2 separate regions of the Homo sapiens genome follow, and region 1 is linked to region 2. Evidence: chromatin contacts called from ENCODE Hi-C or POLR2A ChIA-PET data. All regions are on one chromosome and are shown on one strand. The core of a region is the stretch at or near the end of the contact, and the rest is flanking DNA. Distances in the headings are between cores, read along the strand shown.

Evidence for each region. Hi-C counts contacts between places; a loop is a spot of excess contacts on that map. ChIA-PET counts read pairs that join two places held with the same protein, here RNA polymerase II (POLR2A). Pooled maps may share reads with other maps.
Region 1: a loop to region 2 is called in a map with no recorded cell type, with 2.9 times the contacts of the local background. The contact joins the enhancer-like site here to the promoter of CAMSAP2 in region 2. A Hi-C loop is called at or near these places in 3 of 37 single-sample maps with no recorded cell type and 4 of 50 pooled maps. POLR2A ChIA-PET finds 5 or more read pairs at or near these places in 2 of 52 experiments (WTC11 and activated CD4-positive, alpha-beta T cell).

What each region holds. Positions count from the first base shown.
Region 1 is chr1:200,861,196-200,867,100 of GRCh38, reverse strand. It overlaps the pseudogene RPL34P6. Among named protein-coding and RNA genes, the nearest start is that of GPR25, 8.8 kb to the left of the region's middle. RefSeq lists a silencer at 123-172 and an enhancer at 463-512. Within about 2 kb of position 4,265, at least 5 of the 41 ENCODE cell types and tissues checked have a DNase peak (open chromatin) inside an H3K27ac peak, as active enhancers do.
Region 2 is chr1:200,736,837-200,742,281 of GRCh38, reverse strand. It overlaps CAMSAP2 (calmodulin regulated spectrin associated protein family member 2), which reads right to left and starts at 3,389. Exons shown (of 17, transcript NM_203459.4): 1 at 2,316-3,389. The coding sequence starts at 2,454. RefSeq lists silencers at 2,580-2,649, 2,680-3,039 and an enhancer at 3,680-3,759.

The DNA.
Region 1 (5,905 bases), core at 3,016-5,515, 120 kb before region 2:
GGGAGTCCTCTATTTTATTCACTATTACTGACTGGCTACCAAGATGAGGTTTCCCATAGACCACATAGCCCTGAGGCCGTGTGTGTGAGTGGGGTGGGGGGCGGGGGGCGGGGAGGGTGGTAGGGACAGGGTATTAGAGGACAGAAGACAGTAATAGCTCTTGCCCCTACCCTGCACCCTCAACATCTAAGGGAGGGCTGGCACACACCAGATGAGGAGCCCCACCCTGGATGCCAGAGGCCCTGCAGAATGTTTCAGATGTTCATTTACTTCAGAAACTTTCAGGTACTAAATACGGGGTAGCTGGGAAAGGGCATCATCTGAGTTAGACATGAGACTCGGCTTCAGCCCACACTGCTAAGGAGATGACTCAATGTGAAAGCCTTGTGGCCTGCAGCTGTGTGATTGTCCCAGGGCCCCCCATCTACCCCGGACATCATTGATGCCTCTTAGGGGACATGGGGGAGGGGGTCAGGGAAGGGAGGGGAGGCTGGAGGAGAAGAGTGTAGCTTTCAAGGAAAGTGAGACTCCTTTCTTCCACTGCAGGTTCCTGTAGCTCGAACGTTTTTTAAAGGTAAAAAAAAAACCATCAGAAACTTAAAAGACAAGCAATAGGGACATCCCCAATATAAAAATGGCCCCAGAATTTGTTTGGAAAGAAAGTAACGTTTTCTCTTTGTAGCAATTATTCTGCCCACAGGAGCTTCTAACCTATGATTTGCCATTACTTTTCAGTGATTTCACAGAGAGTTAGTGTAAATTTCCAAGTATTTGCAGGAGGAATTTGGCAGCATTCCCTTGGCATTGGTAGAGGGTCCCTCTACAGTGCTGTGATCCTGCTACTGATCAGTGAAACCAATTCTTTTTTTTTTTTGAGATGGAGTCCTGCTCTGTCACCCAGGCTAGGGTGCAGTGGTGCAATCTCGGCTCATTGCAGCCTCTGCCTCCTGGGTTCGAGTGATTCTCCTGCATCAGCCTCCTGAATAGCTGGGATTAGAGGCGTGCAACACCATGCCCAGCTAGTTTTTGTATTTTTAGTAGAGACAAGGCTTCACCATGCTGGCCAGACTGGTCTTGAACTCCTGACCTCAAGTGATCTGTCCACCTCAGCCTCCCAAAGTGCTGGGATTATAGGCGTGAGCCACTGCGCCCGGGCCAAAACCAATTCTTAATATCACATTTGATTCCAGTTGACTTTGTAAACAGCCCCTTCTTACTGTGGGGCAAGCACTGTTATTGGGTAATGTAACAGATACAAAGAATGTGACATGGTGCATCCTTACAGGAAGCTTACACATTATTGGAGATTAGCTATAATGTACAAATAACTTTGATATAAGGCAGATTGTGATATCCTGACTTCTATCAAGATTGAAGCAGGTCAGCTTTTCTGAAGAAAAAGGTCTGTGTATAGGAGCCGCCTGAAAAACAGGATCAAGACCTTTAGTGGTTCCAAGCACTGAACAGATTACCACCACCTCAACACCCCACCCCCATCCTCCCCGCAATTCAAAATAAAAACAATGTTGAACTTTTAAGATAAGTCTAAGAAAGTTAGATTTTGCAAGACACTTTGGAGGGTGAAATCGAATTAGGGTAAGACCACTTGAAGGTTCTTGCAGTTAGGCATAAGCTTTTGGTGCCTGGACTTGAAGCTGGTGGCAGCAGGGATGAGGAGCAGTTTCAAAGTAAAAATATTTGATAGGATTTGGTGGCTGTCTGTGCATGAGGCTGTCTTCTGTGTTAGACAAGGGATAAGACCTTTCAGTCTTGGTGGCTGGCTTTCAGGAAGGAGAGTTGCTTTTATAAGGAAGTTGTAAAATCAGGTTGACTTTTGGTTTTTAAACAGATTAAGTTGAGGATGACTTTGGAACTCCCAGGTGAAAATGTTGAGATGGCAGTTAGATGCATGAGTGGGCCCAGAGGAAGCTTTCAGGGCTGGAGATGTAGATTCTGAATGGAGGTGTCAGTCAAAGCTGATATTGAAGCCCTTCTTGGAAAGAGTGGAGACAGCAGAACATGAATAACTGAGCCTTGAGACTGGCCCATAATTTGTGAGAGGAGCTGGAGAGAGGTAAAAAGGAACAGTACATCATTGTGTCACGGTGACCAATAGGTCAGATTTTCAAGCTGCACCTGGGTCCTTTGAAATGGCATGAACCAGGGGGAGTCAGAGCAGAAAAGCCAACTTTGGGTTTGTATTTTGGGGGCAAAAATATCTATAGTAAGAAATGAAGGGTGACCTAGAAGAAATCAGAACATGTTTTGAATTTGATTTTGAATTTTGGGCCAGGACTGCATAGTCCTCCCTTCATGTATTCATTTGACGAATATTTATTGAATACCGATTGTGTTGAGACTATAAGGATAAAGAATCCAAGTACAAACTCATTTCGTAATGTATACAAAAATATCTGTACTTAGCCTCTGGCTAAGAAAGAGGATGCAGTTTAGTTAGTTTTGTTCTCATCATAAATGAGGACCTCAAGGCCCTATCAACAGAACTGATGTCTCTGCAATTCAAAATTCACTATTTATTTATTTTTTTAGAGATGGAGTCTCGCTCTGTTGCCCAGGCTGGAGTGCAGCAGAGCGATCTCAGCTAGCTGCAAGCTCCGCCTCCTGGGTTGACGCCATTCTTCTGCCTCAGCCTCCTGAGTAGCTAGGACTACAGGAGCCCGCCACCACACCCGGCTAAAGTTTTGTATTTTTAGTAGAGACGGGGTTTCACCGTGTTAACCAGGATGGTCTCGATCTCCTGACCTCGTGATCTGCCCGCCTCAGCCTCCCAAAGTGCTGGGATTACAGGCGTGAGCCACCGCGCCCGGCAAAATTCAGTATTTAAAGAATTAATGTGGTATCCTGTTGGCTGACAACGTAAGATAGTCTTTTTTTTTTTCCATACAGCAAGTCTTTTCATTTTTATTACTCAAAAAAGCTTCATTTTTTATTTAGCTTTCTGACTCTGCTTGTGCCTTCAACACTTTCACAACAATTTTCTGCTCCTTGATAAGGAAAGCACGCTTGATCCTGTCACAAACACATTTAGCACACATGGAACCAACATAGGCCCTGCTGACATGTTTCTTTGTTTTGGACAACCTCATAAGAACTTTAGGTCTTACAGCACAAACCCTTCAAAGTCTGCCTGGGCACACGCCACACGCAGATTTTGATGCTTTCCCAACCTTCTTGGTATAAAGGTAAACAATTCTATTACCAGGGGTTCGCGTAGTTTTGTTAGAGGCTGTATTGTAGGAAAGCCTATGACAGTATGTCAAATGCTGGACCATTCTGAGTGCCTGTAGACAAGTTCCCCAGGAAGAGCAGTCTTAAGTTCTTTATAGAGTTAGTTTTAGTAGAGTTAGTACCCTATAAAGTACATGAATTCTCTTGATGGACAAGAGGCTCTTACTGTTGACAAGACAAGGGCGCATCTGTCCTTTACTTTCGGTTCCATACCTCTAATACAGCACACGGTATATCCGTTGTTTGTAAAGGTCTAATGGCATCCACTTCAAGAGTTCCTTGATGGAAGAGAACTTACCTTTGTGACCTACCTAGCCCCTTTCATCTAATAACTGTTTCCTAGATAATTCTGATTAACCTATTATCAGAATTTGTTTTCACCACTTTTGCAGTTTTTCCATTCTCTCATCTTTATGAATCTAGATATTAAACAGCAGGTGAGCGTAACAGGCTGATTTTAGCTGTTGTGTTGATGATGGTTAACAGTCTTGGGCAAGAGAACAAAATCCACTTTAACCACAAGTTCTGAGTTTTCTACCAATGGTGAATACGTTATTAACTAGTAACAGCTGTGAGCCTTATTCTTATTCCACAACATGTACAACGCAGTGGGAAACTGTACCATATGGCACAGTAAGGGGATTTGAAACCAGAAGGCTTAGGTGCCACTTGTAATGCTGTCACTTACTAGCTTTGAGTCCCTGGGACAGCTACTAACCTTTTAAAGCCTCATCTTCCTCATCTGTAGAATGGAGACGTAAATGCTCACCTCCTCCCAGGCAGCAGTAAGTTAAAAGAGAAAGCAAAGCAAAGAATCTTTTAAATTATAAAGCAATTTTTTTTTTTTTTGAGACTGAGTCTCACTCTGTCACCCAGGTTGAAGTGCAGCAGCGCGATCTCGGGTTGAGAGCCACATTTCCTTTTCTATATAAACACACAAACCCTGAAGTATGAATAATAGGGTCGGCCAGGAATCACAGCAGCTGAATGTAACTGTGAAGTAGAGGTGCTGTAGACGATACTTGCCACCTGTGTTGGATGCCTCTAACACCTACTGAAGGCTGAATCACAGGTTCAATCACCTAAAACAACAGGTTGGGGTTAAGAAGAATCAAATGCATTAGTAGCCTAAGGTACCATGGTGGCTTTGCTTAATGTGTCCCCAAAAAAAAAAAAAAAAAAAAACCTTAGTGGGTCTTAAAACATTTCTTAATTTGCTTTTCACCTCTTTGATGGAAAATAATTGCCCCCTATTTTCCTGACATAAATAAGCCACTGTAGATGGAATAAAGTTATCTGATTTTAGCTGTTGTTGTGACACATATCACCACAGTGATTTAAACACATGTACAAAACTAATCTGTGTTGTCTAAGCATGTGGCCTTGAGTTGCTAGAAGACCTACATGCCCACAGGGGCAAAAAGGAAGTGACTGAAACTAGATTCTAGATCTCCTTATTTGAAGAGCAACTCTGACATACCAATCTGTGTACTTCCCCCACCCCCATCAAATTAGGCAAAATCATTAATATCTCATTTGTTTCTTTTGAGAAGATACCTATTTCTTAAGCATCTATATACTTCTAAGGGACGACAGAATTTCACACTCATTTTATAGATGTGTTTCTCCAATAGCCAATTCCTAGGTCATAACATTACAGCTACATTTCCTTTGCTGAATTTTATTATCATCTTTCTGTGTAGACAGATCATGAAATAAAGGTGTTTGTTCCTATTCACTACAGAATATTTTCCTCTGCCCTAGTTAAGAAGTATCAATTTCAGTCATAAGGCAACACATTCTTATTGTGTGGGGGCTCTAGGGTTTGTGTACACTTTTTTTTTTTTTTTTTTTTTTTTTGAGACACAGCCTCACTCTGTCACCCAGGCTGGACTGCAGAGGTGCGATCTTGGCTCACAGCAACCTCCGCCTCCTGGGTTCAAGCAATTTTTCTGCCTCATGTTCCTGAGTACCTGGGATTACAGGCGTATGCCACCATGCCTGGCTAATTTTTATTTTTTAGTAGAGACAGGGTTTCGCCGTGTTGGCCAGGCTGGTCTCAAAACTCCTGACCTCAAGTGATCTGCCTGCCTTGGCCTCCCGAAGTGCTGGGATTATAGGCATGAGCCACCACCATACCTGGCATTGTGTACATTTTTCTAATGTTGCCTGGGTCTTAGGGTTTTTTTTTTTTTTTTTTTTGAGACGGAGTCTCGCTCTGTCGCCCAGGCTGGAGTGCAGTGGTGCAATCTCGGCTCACTGCAAGCTCTGCCTCCCGGGTTCATGCCATTCTCCTGTCTCAGCCTCCCAAGTAGCTGTGACTACAGGTGCCCGCTACCAGGCCTGGCTAATTTTTTTTGTATTTTTAGTAGAGACGGGGTTTCACCATGTTAGCCAGGATGGTCTCGATCCCCTGACCTCGTGATCCGCCCACTTCGGCCTCCCAAAGTGCTGGGATTACAGGCGTGAGCCACCGCGCCCGGCCGGGTTAAATATTTTTATTTCTGAAAATTAAAGTACTGGAAATATTGTGGAAATATAGCTGTGCTCTGAAGTTACAGAACCTATCAAAAAGGTCCCAAGCTAGAAAACCACATTTATGTCTACTAACCAGATATTTCTTCAGGTATATAATTAGGCATGACGATTATTTTAT
Region 2 (5,445 bases), core at 2,140-4,639:
TTTAAAGAAAAAATTAGACTTCAATATGTACTATGTGCACATTTTTCACACCTGCAGATAAAACGGTTACTCTGCAGAACGGTATAGAGTAATAAGCAAAGGCTTCAGAGTCAGACATGCAGAACACATCACTTGCCAGATGTTTAATCTTGTGCAAATTAATCTGTGAGCCAGTTACCTTATCTGCAAAATGAGAACAGTATCTACAGGGTTGCTGCAGGAATAAATGAAGTAATGTATTCAGAGTGCTGGGTATCTAACAGCAGTGTTCCACCTCCACCAATACCTTTACCCTTTTGAGTCAGACCTCAAATCAAAACTCACTTCTGCCACTTACTAACACTGTGATAGTAGGAAAGTTAACCTCTCTATGCACTGATTTCCTCCTATTTTTTAAATGGGGAACACACTACCTACATCAGAGACTTGTTATCAATCTCTAACGTACAACTTACTGCAAAGCATCCAGCAGAGTGCCTGGCAGACATCAGATTCCACTGATACTAGATTCCCTTCATTTCCTTTCTTCTTCAGGTGTGTTCAATATGTTCAAGTGGTCTAGAATCTACGAACCTGCCTGACACATACCCAGAAAGTAGGCCATTTTCTAGCTGGAAGCTTTTGTGTATGCATGGCAAAATTTTGATATCTGTATCCTATAAGTATCCTCTCAGTTCCAGATGGAAAGAAAATATTTCTCTTATTCCCTTTGCCTTCCACTTTATACATACTACTTTTCCACATAGGTGACTATGTAAATTTCCCTCTTTCCATGTTTTCTAAGCACTTAAATAGCCTTGATTTGCCATCCAAATAGATACCGGCTTCAGTGTGCTGCTTAAGTTAAAACCAAAATACATCTATTATTCTCACTGCTTATATCAGTGGTGCCAGAATGTTTTTATATAAAGGCAGTAACACTTTGTGTTTCTTCCTATGAGTTACGCTAGACATTCAATTTCAAAGAGATGTTTAAAATTTAAATAATTTGAAAAGGATTTACTATATTTATTCCTGATGCCAGCTTAATATCAAAGCATAAAAATTCAAGTAAAATTAAGGCTGCCATAAACATAAAATCACATCAATGTCAAGTTTCCCCAAAAACAAATTCAAATCATTTTCCAAACACTGAGATTAATCTGCTATTTAAGTAGGATGTGTAAGTCCTGAAAATACTCAGCTGTGTAAGTTTAAGCAGTAAAACTGAACTAAACCATTTACCAAAACATTACATAGTCCTAAAATTGGAAATTAGTCACCCTCCCCCTGAAAAACCCTATATTTAACATGTGGAAATTTGTGAGTACTAGGGAACTTTTCAACAAATATTTCATATATCTAAACTTCATTAACTAGGGAACAGAAATCTTGTAAAATTACTCTTAAAAGTTACCAAATTACAGAAGCATCTTCCAATGAAAAGCAGCTCTCTAATTTTTTTAACATTTCACAACATGGGCTCCTAAAGCAACACTAAAGAATCATAACGGGAGGCCCTTTTCCTGTTATTTTGCAAAGACTGGGTTATGGAGGGAGTGTTTAACTGCTACTGTACTATACAATTTCTGTGTCAACAGCACACGCCTTCGAAAAACTCATCTATTAAAAAACTTCCCAAAGTAGGGAGTTTTTGTTTCTTTTAATTTATGAAGCCAAAATACATTTGGAAAAAAGAATATGCCTCACTGATAATATGAAATGAAAACTGCACCCTACAGTCAGCAAACTGAACGCTGGTTTTAAATAACTGATTTAATAAGAACTTAACATGCGTGCAGAAGGCTGATACAGCCTTAAAGAATGACAACAAAAATTAATACTGCACTCGACACAGGCCACCTTACATCCAACGGAGCCTGAATAGCAGCCATCATTACAAATGTCAAAATCAATATAGTACTATGCACCATCCACCTTCTTGCAATAATAAAGAAACCAACTCAGATTTCTTGGTGGTGTAATCACAATTATGACTGAGGCAGAAATGTACGCAACACAATGAAGAAAATACCACAAATCAAAACCACTCTATGTAAAAACATAAAATTGCTCACTGGGGGATGGGGGGGACATTTTGCCATCCAATAAAAGGAATCTGGCCAAATCCCACCTGACCATTCACGTGCCCTTCATTGAAGACCAAACCTGCTTTCCTTATTTCTCCTTTCTTTCTCTTCCTAGCCTCCCATCATCTCCCTTAACCTGTACGAGAAGACAGGCACGGGGAGGGAGGGATTCGAGAATCGGGAACAAAAACCGAGATGTGGACCACATCAGGAGGAAGAGGGGAGGGAAAGGGTGACACCACTAACCTGTCCCAAAGGCTTTGGCCACCAGCCAGGCCAGATTGCAGGCGATTTTGGCCCTGGAGAAATCATAGTGGTCAAAAGGCTTGATGGCTGGAACAATGAACGTCTTTCTCATCTCCCTGGGGTCTGCAGCATCCCCCATCTTTCACCGCGGCTCCTCGGGATGTCCCGGCCCTAACCTTCACATGGCGTGGCCTCGCCACCACGGGGGTCGGGAGGGAGGGAGAAGCAAGCTCAAACCATCGGGGCCCGGGCGATGTCCGCCCGGGCGCCGACGGAGGAGAAGCTCAGCTGTCCGCGCCGCGCGCCTGCCGCCTCCCGCGGGAGCCGCCGCCGCCGCCGCCGCCGCTCCCGGGCATAGGAATGTGGCGGCGCCGTCTCCGTCCGTCCGTCCGCGCGAGGTCCGCCCCGTGCCCGCGCCCCTCCGAGCCACCCGCCCCGCGAGCCCGCGTGTGAGCGAGGCCGCCTCCCCTTTGTCTCGGTTTAGTCACACGGGCTTGGGGGAGGGTGGAGGCTGGAAGGGCCCGGAATTTTAAGGGAGGGGGGATGGGGGGAGCCTTCAACAATCACGTTGTGGAAAATGTCCCCGCCATCGCGATGCCCGCACGCCCTCGCCTCCCTCTCCCCTTCCCTCGGAGCGGGGAGACCCCTCAGGCCCCGGGTGGGCGGAGGGACGAGCAGGACGAGGGGGAAGCGCGGGGCGAGCTGGCCCACCCAGCGCAGCCCGGCCCCTGCCCGCCGGAGACGCAGCAGCGGAAAACGTCAAAATCACTGCGGCTCACAGGCCGCCGCCGGCCCGTCCCCTCCTCTGTGCTCCCTCCCGTCGCCGTCTCCTCCTTCCCCTGCCGCCGTCGCCGCTGCCGTCTCCCGGGTCTTCCTCCCTTGCTGACGGCGAAGGTGGTGGCCGGGGAGAGGCCGCGAATCCCAAGCTCTCAGTTCCTGTCTTATCAGTAATGTCCTTGTAATTTTTTCCTGCCCCCCTTTCTGCAGCTCGCTGGATCGTTCCCCCTCAGCCGCCGCCGCCGCCGCTGCGGTTTTCCGGCTGCGGCACTGGATGAAGGAGCAGATGCGGAGACTGAGCATGCGCCTTCGCGCGGCTCCGACCCACCCCCCCCAACCCCCGCCCCCGCCCCCGCCCCCTCCCCGCTTCCCTCCCGTCTCCGGCCCACTGAGCATGCCCAGCCTCGCTCCCCGCCCGCGCCCGGGATTCGGGGCGGCTGCCTTTTAATCATCGCTCTGGAGTACTCGCTTCAGTGGACATCCTCCACGTCCCTGGCTTTTGGCTGCTGCTGCCTGCACTGCTGAGAGAGGAAAAGGAAGGGAGGGAGGAGGGAGAGGCCTGGCAATAGCTTTCGTATTCTACTTACACAGTGCTTCATCGAAAAGAGTTGATATTTACTTAAAATGTTCATTATGTGACACACACTTTGCAGCGAACTTGACCTGCACTATCTCATTTAGCCCTCGCAATAATCCTGAGAGGTAGATGTCATTGCTGATTGTCCACGAAAGAGAGGTGGAGTTGATTAGGTCATACATGGAACTTAACCAGGATTGAGGATCTGTGGGGGCTCCAAACCTGTGTTAATTTCATGATATCGAGATATTTTCTTAACTCAGTGCTCTCCACTTAAATTTTATCTCTGAGAGGGCACACGTCCAACAATGCCTCCCCATTCTCTCAGAAAAGAGCATAAATTCTTTCACAAAACAAGCTAATGCCCTTTGTGATCTGGCATCTACAGGCCTTTATAGCTTCATTTTGTCAGAACTGCTCTCTATTTTCTTCAATGAGCATGCCTTCTCAGATCTCTACCTCCTTGCTCAGGGTGGTTCCTCTGTCCACCCAGCTTACTCCTACTGCACCTTCAAACTCCACAGTAGTCACTTCCTCCATGAAGCCTTCCCTGACAGCTGCTGACAACTTTCCAGTCAGGGCTGTCACACAGGTGCCTCCCCTGTTGTTCCCGGAGCACCCTGTTCTTATTTCTGTCGTAGCATCTGTCACATCGTGTGGCAATAATCAGTTACTTGTCGGTTTTTCCCATTGATGACATGATGACAGGGTATATCTCCAGCAGCTATACGGTGCCCAGCCCCATAGTATAATTGCTCAATTAATGGACTACATGTGAATATTATCAAAGTTAACACATACTGAGCTTACTTAAATCACTAGCTCCTCACGTCTCATTTTAATACATTATCTAATTTTATTTTTAAGTGATTGTTGTTGTTATTATTATTATTATTGAGACGGAGTCTTGTTAAGTCGCCCAGGCTGGAGAGTGGTGGCAAGATCTCAGCTCAGTGCAATCTCCACCTTTAGGGCTCAAGCGATTCTCCTGCCTCAGCCTCCTGAGTAGCTGGGACTACAGGCGCGCACCACCACGCCCAGCTGATTTTTTGTGTATTTAGTAGAGATGGGGTTTCACCATGTTGACCAGGCTGCTCTCGAACTCCTGACCTCAGGTGATCCGCCAACCTCAGCCTTCCAAAGCGCTGGGATTACAGATGTGAGCCACTGCGCCCAGCCTATTATTATTATTTTTTGAGACAGGGTCTTGCTTTGTTGCCCTGGCTGGAATACAATGGCAAAATCACAGCTCACTGCAGTCTCAACCTCCCAGGCTCAAGCAATCCTCCCATCTCAGACTCCCATATAGCTGGGATTACAGGCACACATCACCACACCCAGCTAATTTTGTTTATTTTTTGTAGAGATGAGGTCTCCCTATGTTGCCCAGGCTAGTCTCAAACTCCTGGACTCAAGGGATCCTCCCACCTCAGCCTCCCAAAGCGCTAGCATTATCTAATTTTAATCATTATAAAATCCTGTATTATCTTCATTATACAGATGAGAAAACTAAGGCTCAGAAAAAAAAATTAATTACTCTTATTCTGCACAACTAGTAAAGGCAGAGGGCAGCTCCATCAAAAAGCAGGTCCCTTTGTTTCTGTTTAATCCCTGTAAACACTCCTCCTTAAACCTAGTAGGACACAACAGATGAGGCTTGCTAACAATGTGGGATATGAAAAGAATTTGAAAATAATAATATGCCAGAGGGTGGTTGATGTAATTTTTCCAATAATTTAATTAATATTAATAGGGTTTTTCTCATGGGCAAGGAAG